Linked DNA regions of Homo sapiens: region 1 is linked to region 2. A link is an interaction called in ENCODE POLR2A ChIA-PET data of the cell type or tissue named here. Cell type or tissue: CD4-positive, alpha-beta T cell. All regions are shown on one strand. Each heading gives the region's core, and the rest is flanking DNA. Links, peaks and the distances in the headings are about the cores only.

Region 1 (4,391 bases), core at 246-4,245, 53 kb after region 2:
AAACAGAGACAAAGCCCTGAATGCCCTGCCCTTTCCCAGCTCTCCAGCTGCATCTCTCATCACCCTCCCTCCGAGTATCCCTCAGCAATGCGGGACCTGCCCGTTCCTTCAATGTGCCATGCTTCACCTCTGGGCCCATGAAGCTGCCCTCTCTGCTTAGGACATTCTCCTTCCAGTGGCCGATCAACTCCAACTCATCCTTCATAAACAGCATAACAACACTTGCTCCAGAAAGATGTCTCTGATCAGGAGGGCCGCTCTGCCCTGTGTCCCCACAGCGCCCTTTCTCCCCTACAGCACATTCATAACACTGTTGATACTGCAAGTTTTCTTACCTGTCTTCTGAGCTAAACAGTAAGCTATATAAAGCAAGAACTGTGCCAATTTCCTCATTACGGTATCTTCAGCACCTAGCATCAGGCCTGGCACACAGTAGGTACTTAATAAGTATTTGTGTTAAAAGCAGGAATGGGAGAAGGGGGGTTGGGGCAATGGCTAAAGACTGCAGGCTGTCCACAATTCAGGCATAGATAGATCATTACCCAGCCATTGTGAAGATGTGTGCCCCTGGCCACAAAAGGGACTGAGTAACATGCTATGAACAAATTAACATACACATCTTCAGATATGCTACTAGAAAGCAATGAAGGCTTATGGCCACTGAGATGGATTAGTGGCGCCTTTTCTATAAAGACAAGCAAGCACAGTTCACCAATGAGCATGAATACATTCTTATTAACTACAAAGATTTTTGTTCTGTAGATCTTTGTTCTACAAAGATTTTTTACCTTCTTACCTGCTTTTTACAAATTGCCTGAGCTCCTGAAGCTTCCATTTGTCATATTTTTCAAACCTTTTGAAGTGTTCTTCCGCACAAAATTTATCTGAAGATGAGTTATAGGCAAACACCAACCCACACTGGGCACCAATGCCACCACGTCGAACCTGGAAACAGAGATTAGGATGAAGTCTATCAAAGGGGCAAAAGTTCTGTGGCCGTTTTGTTTCCAGCATGGTTAAATTCAAACAGGTTAAAACAAAACGAGACCAATGAAAAATATTTCAAACATATTAAGCCCTCAAAAAATAAGAAAGCTGTTTCCCAAGAAATGTTCCTTAACTTTCTCAATCCTTATATTCTCACCATTTCAAAGACTTTACAGTCTATCCATCTTTGTGTCCCTGCCCTCTGCTACAGGCCTGACACAGAGTAAATCATCATTAAATGTTCAATGAATAACCAATGACATGGTCAGCCATAGGTCTGACTTTAAAAAAAAAAACCAAAACACCAATGACGTGGACTTCTGAAATGTAATAAAAGGTAATATTCAATAATAACCTAATTGTACATGGAAAAGTAACTACAACAGTGTAATGGATTGTTTATAACACAAAGACTAAATGCCTGAGGGGATGAATAGCTCATCCTCATCCTCTGTATGATTATTTCACATTGCATGCCTGTATCAAAACACCTCATGTACCCCACAAATATATATACCTACTATGTACCCATAAAAATTGAAAACAAAAGTAGTAACATTGCTTAAAGAAGGTAGCACGAAAATTACCATAATTCTTATCTGTGTAACTTGGAAGGCAGATTCAGTTCCGGTAGAAAAAATAGTGCTGGCTCTGGTTTTTCCAGTTTCCGTAAGAAAACCTGAAAAAAGGGAAAACTCAAGTTAGGGAACTAACCCATTTTTATAGCCCTAAGAACTAAGATCAACAAAAACAAACCATATCCTTTGAGTCATGGGGGGTAACTGGTCTGATATCTTCACGAAAATTAGAGAAAAATGTCCTCTTTGGACAGAGGCAACCCCGATGATAAAGCCCCAGGTAAGCAGAGAACTGACCAGGTTCAACTTTCCCAGGGCACAATCCCCTCCACCTCACAGGCAGCCCTGCTCTGAGGTAACAATAAGAAAATAAATGTTTAGGCCGGGCACAGTGGCTCACGTCTGTAATCCCAGCACTTTGGGAGGCCGAGGCGGGTGGATCACGAGATCAGGAGACGGAGACCATCCTGGCTAACACGGAGAAACCCCGTCTCTACTAAAAATACAAAAAATTATCCAGGTGTGGTGGCGGGCGCCTGTAGTCCCACCTACTCGGGAGGCTGAGACAGGAGAATGGCGTGAACCCGGGAGGCGGAGCTTGGAGATTGTGCCACTGCACTCCAGCCTGGGCAACAGAGTGAAACTCCGTCTCAAAAAAAAAAAAGAAAAAGAAAAAGAAAAAGAAAAGAAATGTTTATAAAACATTTAAGCCAAAGCGACAAAAGACTGGACAATCAATCATCTTCCTGAGCCACACCTACAACCATGGCTGATGGCTGCCTGGGCTGATAAAGCCTACTGGCTTAGTGGCTGAGAAAGGGATTAGTTAGCTTCTACAACACTTTGTCAGGAAAGGTTATGAAAGGCTTTGAAATGGGAAAAAAAAAAAAAAAAAAAAAAAAGAATCACTGGGTGTCCTAGCCAACATACCCTTTCGGTCGTCTCTGCCTTTTATGGTCTCTAAACTATTTTACAATTCTGTAAGTTGTAGAACACTGGTAGTGATGCACATGATTCTTGTCCACAGAACTAAACACTGTGTTCTGTGGAAATGTTGCTGATTATTCCTTATGGATACTGACCAACATTCTATCTATTTGTAAATTAATTTTAGCATTCTTGTTAGTCTACATGTATTTTATGAATTCTCCTTAGAACTGTTTGTAACATCTTACTGGTTCCCTCATTAATTAATGAGCTAAATAAAAAGTCTGGGCCAGGCACAGTAGCTCATGCCTGTAATCCCAGCACTTTGGGAGGCTGAGGCCAGTGGATCACTTGAGCCTCAAAACCAGCCTGGGCAGCACAGTGAGACCCCATTTCTACCAAAAAAAAAAAAAAAAAAAGCAAAAATCAAGGTGGGTGTGGTGGCTCACACCTATAATCCCAGCACTTTGGGAGGCTGAGGCAGGCAGTTCACTTAAGGTCAGGAGTTCGAGACGAGCCTGGCCAACATGGTGAAAACCCCATCTTTACTAAAAACACAAAATTCGCCGGGCGTGGTGGCACACACCTGTAATCCCAGCTACTCAGGAGGATGAGACAGGAGAATCGCTTGAACCCGGGAGGCGGAGGATGCAGTAAGCTGAGATCTCACCATTGCACTCCAGCCGGCCTGGGTGACAGAGTGAGACTCCAACTCAAAAAAAAAAAAAAAAAAAAATCAGCTGGGCACGGTGGTGCACACCTGCAATCCTAGCTACTTGGGAGGCCAGGGTGGGAGGATCGCTTGAGCCTGGGAGGTGGAGGTTGCAGTGAGCTATCATCACAACACTTCACTCCAGTCTGGGCAGTAGAGTGAGACCCTGTCTCAAATGAATGAATGAATGAATAAATAAATTAAAGTAAATAAATTAAAAGTATGAATGTGTTCACTTATATTTGTATGACAGTCACTATTTTCCTTTTTTGATTGTTGGTAATTATCCTTTAACAACTCATGAAAAAGTCTTCTGCTAGACCCAAGGTTGCCTTTCTCTTTCAAACGTCTCTAAATGATATAACTCAGCAATAAATAAGCTTTTTTTTCTGGGACTCTGAATTTTCTTAACAATTCTGCCTATCAAAATGACAAGACTAAAACCAATTTCATGCTTCCTGTTTCATTACATGGAGTTCAAGCCAACAAAAATTTATAAAGACAATGTGCAAAATGAGTCACCAAAACTAAGAAAATTAAATCCAAAGGAAACTTCTCTAATTCACACAGACGCTCTATGATCTAGTTCTATGAAAGAGCAATTCTATAGGCAATTTTAAGAATCCATACTACCAACAATTCACACAACTCCACTAACAGTAATACTAAGAACTATCCCAATTATTGAACTCTTACCTTTTCCCAGAGCCCTGGATGTCTCTATGTAAAAGAAATCTATGTAAAGGCTAAACTATTGTCTAAAAGTTAAGTGATAAATCAGCAATTTTAGTTAGTCTCAATGTAGTAGCAGAAGCAATAATTTAAGTCAACAGAATCGGATAGACTCTTTTAAAATAACACTGCCACCAAATATGCAATGACATTTTTTCAGAAAGGCAAAACAAAAACAAAACCTTAAAAAAAAAAATAAAACTTCTGTGCTTCCTTTTCTTGGTAAGAAATCAGCTCACGTGGTTTTTTTCATTTTTCTCTTTTGTTTTTTAGACACAGGGTCTCGCTCTGTTGCCCAGGCTGGAGTGCAGTGGTACAATCATAACTCACTGCGACCTTACACTCCTGGGCTCAAACAATCCTCCTGCCTCAGCCTAAGTAGGCCCACAGGCAAACACCACCATGCCCAGCTAATTTTTTATTTCATTTTTTGTAGTGACTGGATCTCACTATGT
Region 2 (4,391 bases), core at 90-4,089:
TAAGGCTACAGAGATGATTGTCATCATTTGTTTCAGTATGTGGCTTTCCAAAACCTTCTTCTATGCATACCACCACCCCCACTTTTAAAAATAAATTGCCCTTACCGACTTTAAGGGAGGTAACATGGCTGCTAGTAATCCCAAAATCCTCTTCTGGGAACACTCAGCAAACACTTGCTCAGGGCTTGGAGTAACTGCTTTTTCCTCTATGGGCTTCTGAGATGACACTTCTGAATCTTCAGCATCTAAGTGGTAAAACAAACTTTCAGAATTTGCCTGCATCTCCACATGTATGAAGAGGCAAGTAAACCACTGCACTGTCCCCTGTGCTGCTACGGAATAAAGCTGGGATTTTATTCATTTATTTTTTAAATTTGAGAGGGAGTCTCACTCTGTTGCCCAGGCTGCAGTGCAATGGCACAATCTCGGCTCACTGCAACCTCCACCTCCCGGGTTCAAGCAATTCTCCTACCTCAGCCTCCCAAGTAGCTGGGATTACAGGCGTGCGCCACCTTGCTCAGCTAATTTTTGTATTTTTAGTAGAGACGGGGTTTCACCATGTTGGCCAGGCTGGTCTCGAACTCTTGACCTCAAGTGATCCGCCCACCTTGGCCTCTCAAAGTGCTGGGATTACAGGCCTGAGCCACTGCTCCCGGCCTAAAGCTGGGATTTTAAAAGCCTATGGCTGGGCATGTCTGCGCTCAGCTGTTTCCTTCTCCAGGAGGCCTGCCTGAGCCCTGTTTAAATGAAAGACTGTCCTCCCAGAGCTCTCTTACCCCCGCCCTCCCCATCTCCCTGAGCCTGCTCTGCTGTGCTCACAGCATTTCATCACCTTTTCACATTCCACATAATTTATATTTATTGTTTACTGTCTGCCTTCTTTCAGATTTTTGTTTCTTTCAGTGATGTATCTCAAGCACCTAGAGGTGTTTCTGGAGCATGGCAGGTACTTAATACTTGATGAATGAATAAACTGCCTATGAACCAGGATGCTGATCCTCAGGGGAATGAGACTCCAGTGAATTTTGATGATTTGGATTGATGTGGAGTGTCAGACTGTTTTCTGGAACTCAGAATTATACACACTGCATAGATAAGCATCAGATAGAGAGGGCAGAAGGCCAGGTGCTCACCCCGCCATCACAGAGCAGGAAGGTGGGGAAGATCCTGCACTCCTGGGCCACCATAAGGAGGAGGCTGGGACTTGCCTCCAGTCTCCTGAGCCCACAGCATGCTCCTCAATCCTCCTAAGCCAGCTCTGACCTTGCTGCTGCTATCCTCTGGCAGGCTGAGGCCTTCAGCAGCATCTCTCCTTTATCATCCTCTAGTGTTCCACTCCATCCCTACACACCTGCCAAGAGGGACTTCTCTACTTTAGGGCCTTTGCTCCTGTTGGCCTTTCTTCTCCGAACGCCCATCCCTATTGCAGATCCTAGCACATTCAAGGTCCCCTAGATCTCTTCCTCTCTAAAGCTTTATGAGGATACAGTCTGCCCCAGAGAGACACCAATCACTGTCAACACCCACTTACACCTCATTCCGCCTCAAATTACAGTTACCTGCACCTGTGTCTTAAGCCCTCCTAGACTGTGAGCTCCATGAGGGCAGGAACCACATGTCTATCTGTCTGATTCAGTCCCTGTTTCATCCCCAAGGTCTAGCACTGTGTTTGGCATATAGAAAGCACTTAGTAAATACAGGAAATAAATAAGGTAGGAAAGCAGTCAAAGTGAAGAAAGATGACATTCGAGGTGTCATCAGCACCATCTGAACAGAACTGAGAAACCACGCACCCCTGGCGTCTAGCCAATGTCAAGCTGTGTGCCACAAACAGCTCAGGGATGGGTATATGTGCATTTTAAGATGAAAGAGATGAAGATAATGGTCAAATAGTCTTTACCTGGAAGTCCTGTAGGTGGGCTAGCATCTGCAGGTGAATCTGAAATTTGGGTCTGGCATGAAGGATCCTTCGATAATGATACACCTTTATCTGCCTTATTTCTCTGCTTGAAATCTACAGGTCTGATTTCCTCATGAACAGCTCTCTTTCCCTAAAAAAACAAAAGTGTAAAAGAATTAAGGTTTCTTATAACAAAGTTTGCTCCATGATTATGATAACTTTTTAATGATTAGCCAGTCTTCATAGACTAAAAAACTTTTGAATGCCATTAGAAAATGCCACTCATTTCTTTTTTCTTTTTTGTGTGTTTTTTTGAGATAGAGTCTCACTCTGTCACCAGGCTAGAGTGCAGTGGTGTGATCTCGGCTCACTGCAACCTCCACCTCCCAGGTTCAAGCGATCCTCCTGCCTTAGCCTCCTGAGTAGCTGGGACTACAGGTGCGTGCCACCATGCCCAGCTAATTTTTGTATTTTTAGTAGAGACAGGGTTTCACCATGTTGGCCAGGATGGTTTCGATCTCTTGACCTCGTGATCTGCCCACCTCGTCCTCTTTAAGTGCTGGGATTACAGGCGTGAGCTACCAGGCCTCGCCTATGCCACTCATTTCTTATGGTAAATCTATATTCTAATTAAGACAGTAACTGTCGGGCTGGGTGTGATGGCTCATGTCTGTAATTCCAGCACTTTGGGAGGCCAAGGCGGGCAGATCCCTTGAGGTCAGGAGTTCAACACCAGCATGGCCAACATGGCGAAACCCCATCTCTACTAAAAATACAAAAATTAGCTGGGCGTGGTGGCGTGAGCCTGTAATCCCAGCTACTCAGGAGGCTGAGGCAGGAGAATCGCTTCAACCCAGGAGGAGGAGGTTGTAGTGAGCCGAGATTGCGCCACTGCACTCCAGCCTGGGCGACAGAGCAAGACTCTGTCTCAAAAAAAAAATAAGATAGTAACCATTGCATCGCATCCCCCATCTTCCAAATGTCCCTCTGTCAGAGCCTGCAGTCCCATAAGAAATGGCTCTATTAAAAACCTCTCATACATTCTATTCAGCTTTCAGAAACCAAGCATGGAAAGTTGTTCCCAGAGGAAAAAGACAAAGCTATGAAATTCTTTCTTTCTTTTTCTTTTGACTCTGTGAGTATAAAAAGTTGTGACTTCCCTTCTAGTACACTCTGGTGACTATCGTTAATGTACTTTGTTTTCTTCAGTATGAAAACCAAACAAACCTTTATTTACAGAATAATTAGAAAATTCTTGGTATCTAACATTATCTTTAATATGATGAAGATAAGACTACATCAATTCTATAGCCTAGAAATATGACATTGTTTTCACTGCCACAGATGAAGCTATTTTATTGCTGTAGAAACTGGCATTCTGTGGGCTGTGGGACAGAGTTGTGGGTTGTATATATTTCCTCTCTTACTTTTCTATAGAATTTGCCTTTGTTAATTAACATGGAAGGTGTACATAAAGCCAACCACACATGTCACTTGATCAAACAAAACCGGATGCTACTCCTAAACCTAACTAATCACACCCTTTCTACCAGGTTTTAGCATTCTTTCCTAGCTGCTGTTTCCTAGATGCTGTTTTTTTGTTCTTGTTTTTTTTTTTTTTTGAGATGGAGTCTCGCTCTGTTACCCAGGCTGGAGTGCAGGGGCGCCATCTCGGCTCACTGCAAGCTCCGCCTCCCAGGTTCAAGTGATTCTCCTGCCTCAGCCTCACGAGTAGCTGGGACTACAGGTGTCCGCCACCACACCCAGCTAATTTTTTGTATTTTTAGTAGAGATGAGGTTTCACTGTGTTAGCCAGGATGGTCTTGATCTCCTGACCTTGCGATCCACCCATCTTGGCCTCCCAAAGTACTGGGATTACAGGCATGAGCCACCACGCCCGGCCTCTTTATTTTAAAAAACAGAATAAACATACCTTTGATGCCCTTTTGAGAATCCCACTTTGGCAATGAGACTTGTTAAAGGGGCCCTTTCTGGAGGTGGGAGACTTTTCTAGAATCAGGAGTCTAGTGGTGAGCTGCCCAGATGGGCAAGGTGACAGCTGTCAGCTGCATTTCCTGAGAAGTCACTCAGAATCCCCCCAGTGACTGTTTGCACTCCTGGGACCCTCAGGGTGCCTTTCCCTATTGTCACACAGGCTTATGTGTGGAACTGTGGCTACATGGGAAGTGTTATGTGCATGGTGGAGGCACCCCAGCTTCAGGTCTGAGAAGGCCAAACGTTGACTTTCACTCTTTGGGGCCAAAGGTGGAGTGTGATTCAACACCAAACATTCAGGAGGTGACATGCCGTCTCCCAGGGGTACCTAACTCAGCCTCCCCTCTGCATATGTAACCTCAATATCAATCCTACCTTCAACCTCTTTCTGAGAAAAATGTGACTGTAAGACTGTCCTAAGAGAGGAATGAAACTGGGAGAGCTACTTGCTTTGTTAAATGTACCCTCTGAAAAGACCCGACACCATACTCCCTGT

Evidence for each region. ChIA-PET counts read pairs that join two places held together with the same protein. Peaks named below come from ENCODE experiments on the same cell type or tissue, not always from the same donor. Only the 100,000 strongest peaks of a DNase experiment are listed, where the experiment ranks them.
Region 1: POLR2A ChIA-PET joins it to region 2 with 5 read pairs; 4 of 35 experiments call an interaction of 5 or more read pairs at or near these places.

The regions. Positions count from the first base shown.
Region 1 is chr17:4,095,035-4,099,425 of GRCh38, forward strand. ZZEF1 (zinc finger ZZ-type and EF-hand domain containing 1) reads right to left here. Exons shown (of 55, transcript NM_015113.4): 10 at 1,575-1,666; 11 at 797-945. Among named protein-coding and RNA genes, the nearest start is that of ZZEF1, 46 kb to the right of the region's middle. In CD4-positive, alpha-beta T cell, for the core only: no CTCF peak of the experiment used is centred there; no DNase peak of the experiment used is centred there.
Region 2 is chr17:4,042,324-4,046,714 of GRCh38, forward strand. ZZEF1 (zinc finger ZZ-type and EF-hand domain containing 1) reads right to left here. Exons shown (of 55, transcript NM_015113.4): 38 at 1,901-2,051; 39 at 106-245. Among named protein-coding and RNA genes, the nearest start is that of LINC01975, 67 kb to the left of the region's middle. In CD4-positive, alpha-beta T cell, for the core only: no CTCF peak of the experiment used is centred there; a DNase peak (open chromatin) is centred at 1,788; H3K27ac peaks cover 1,069 bases.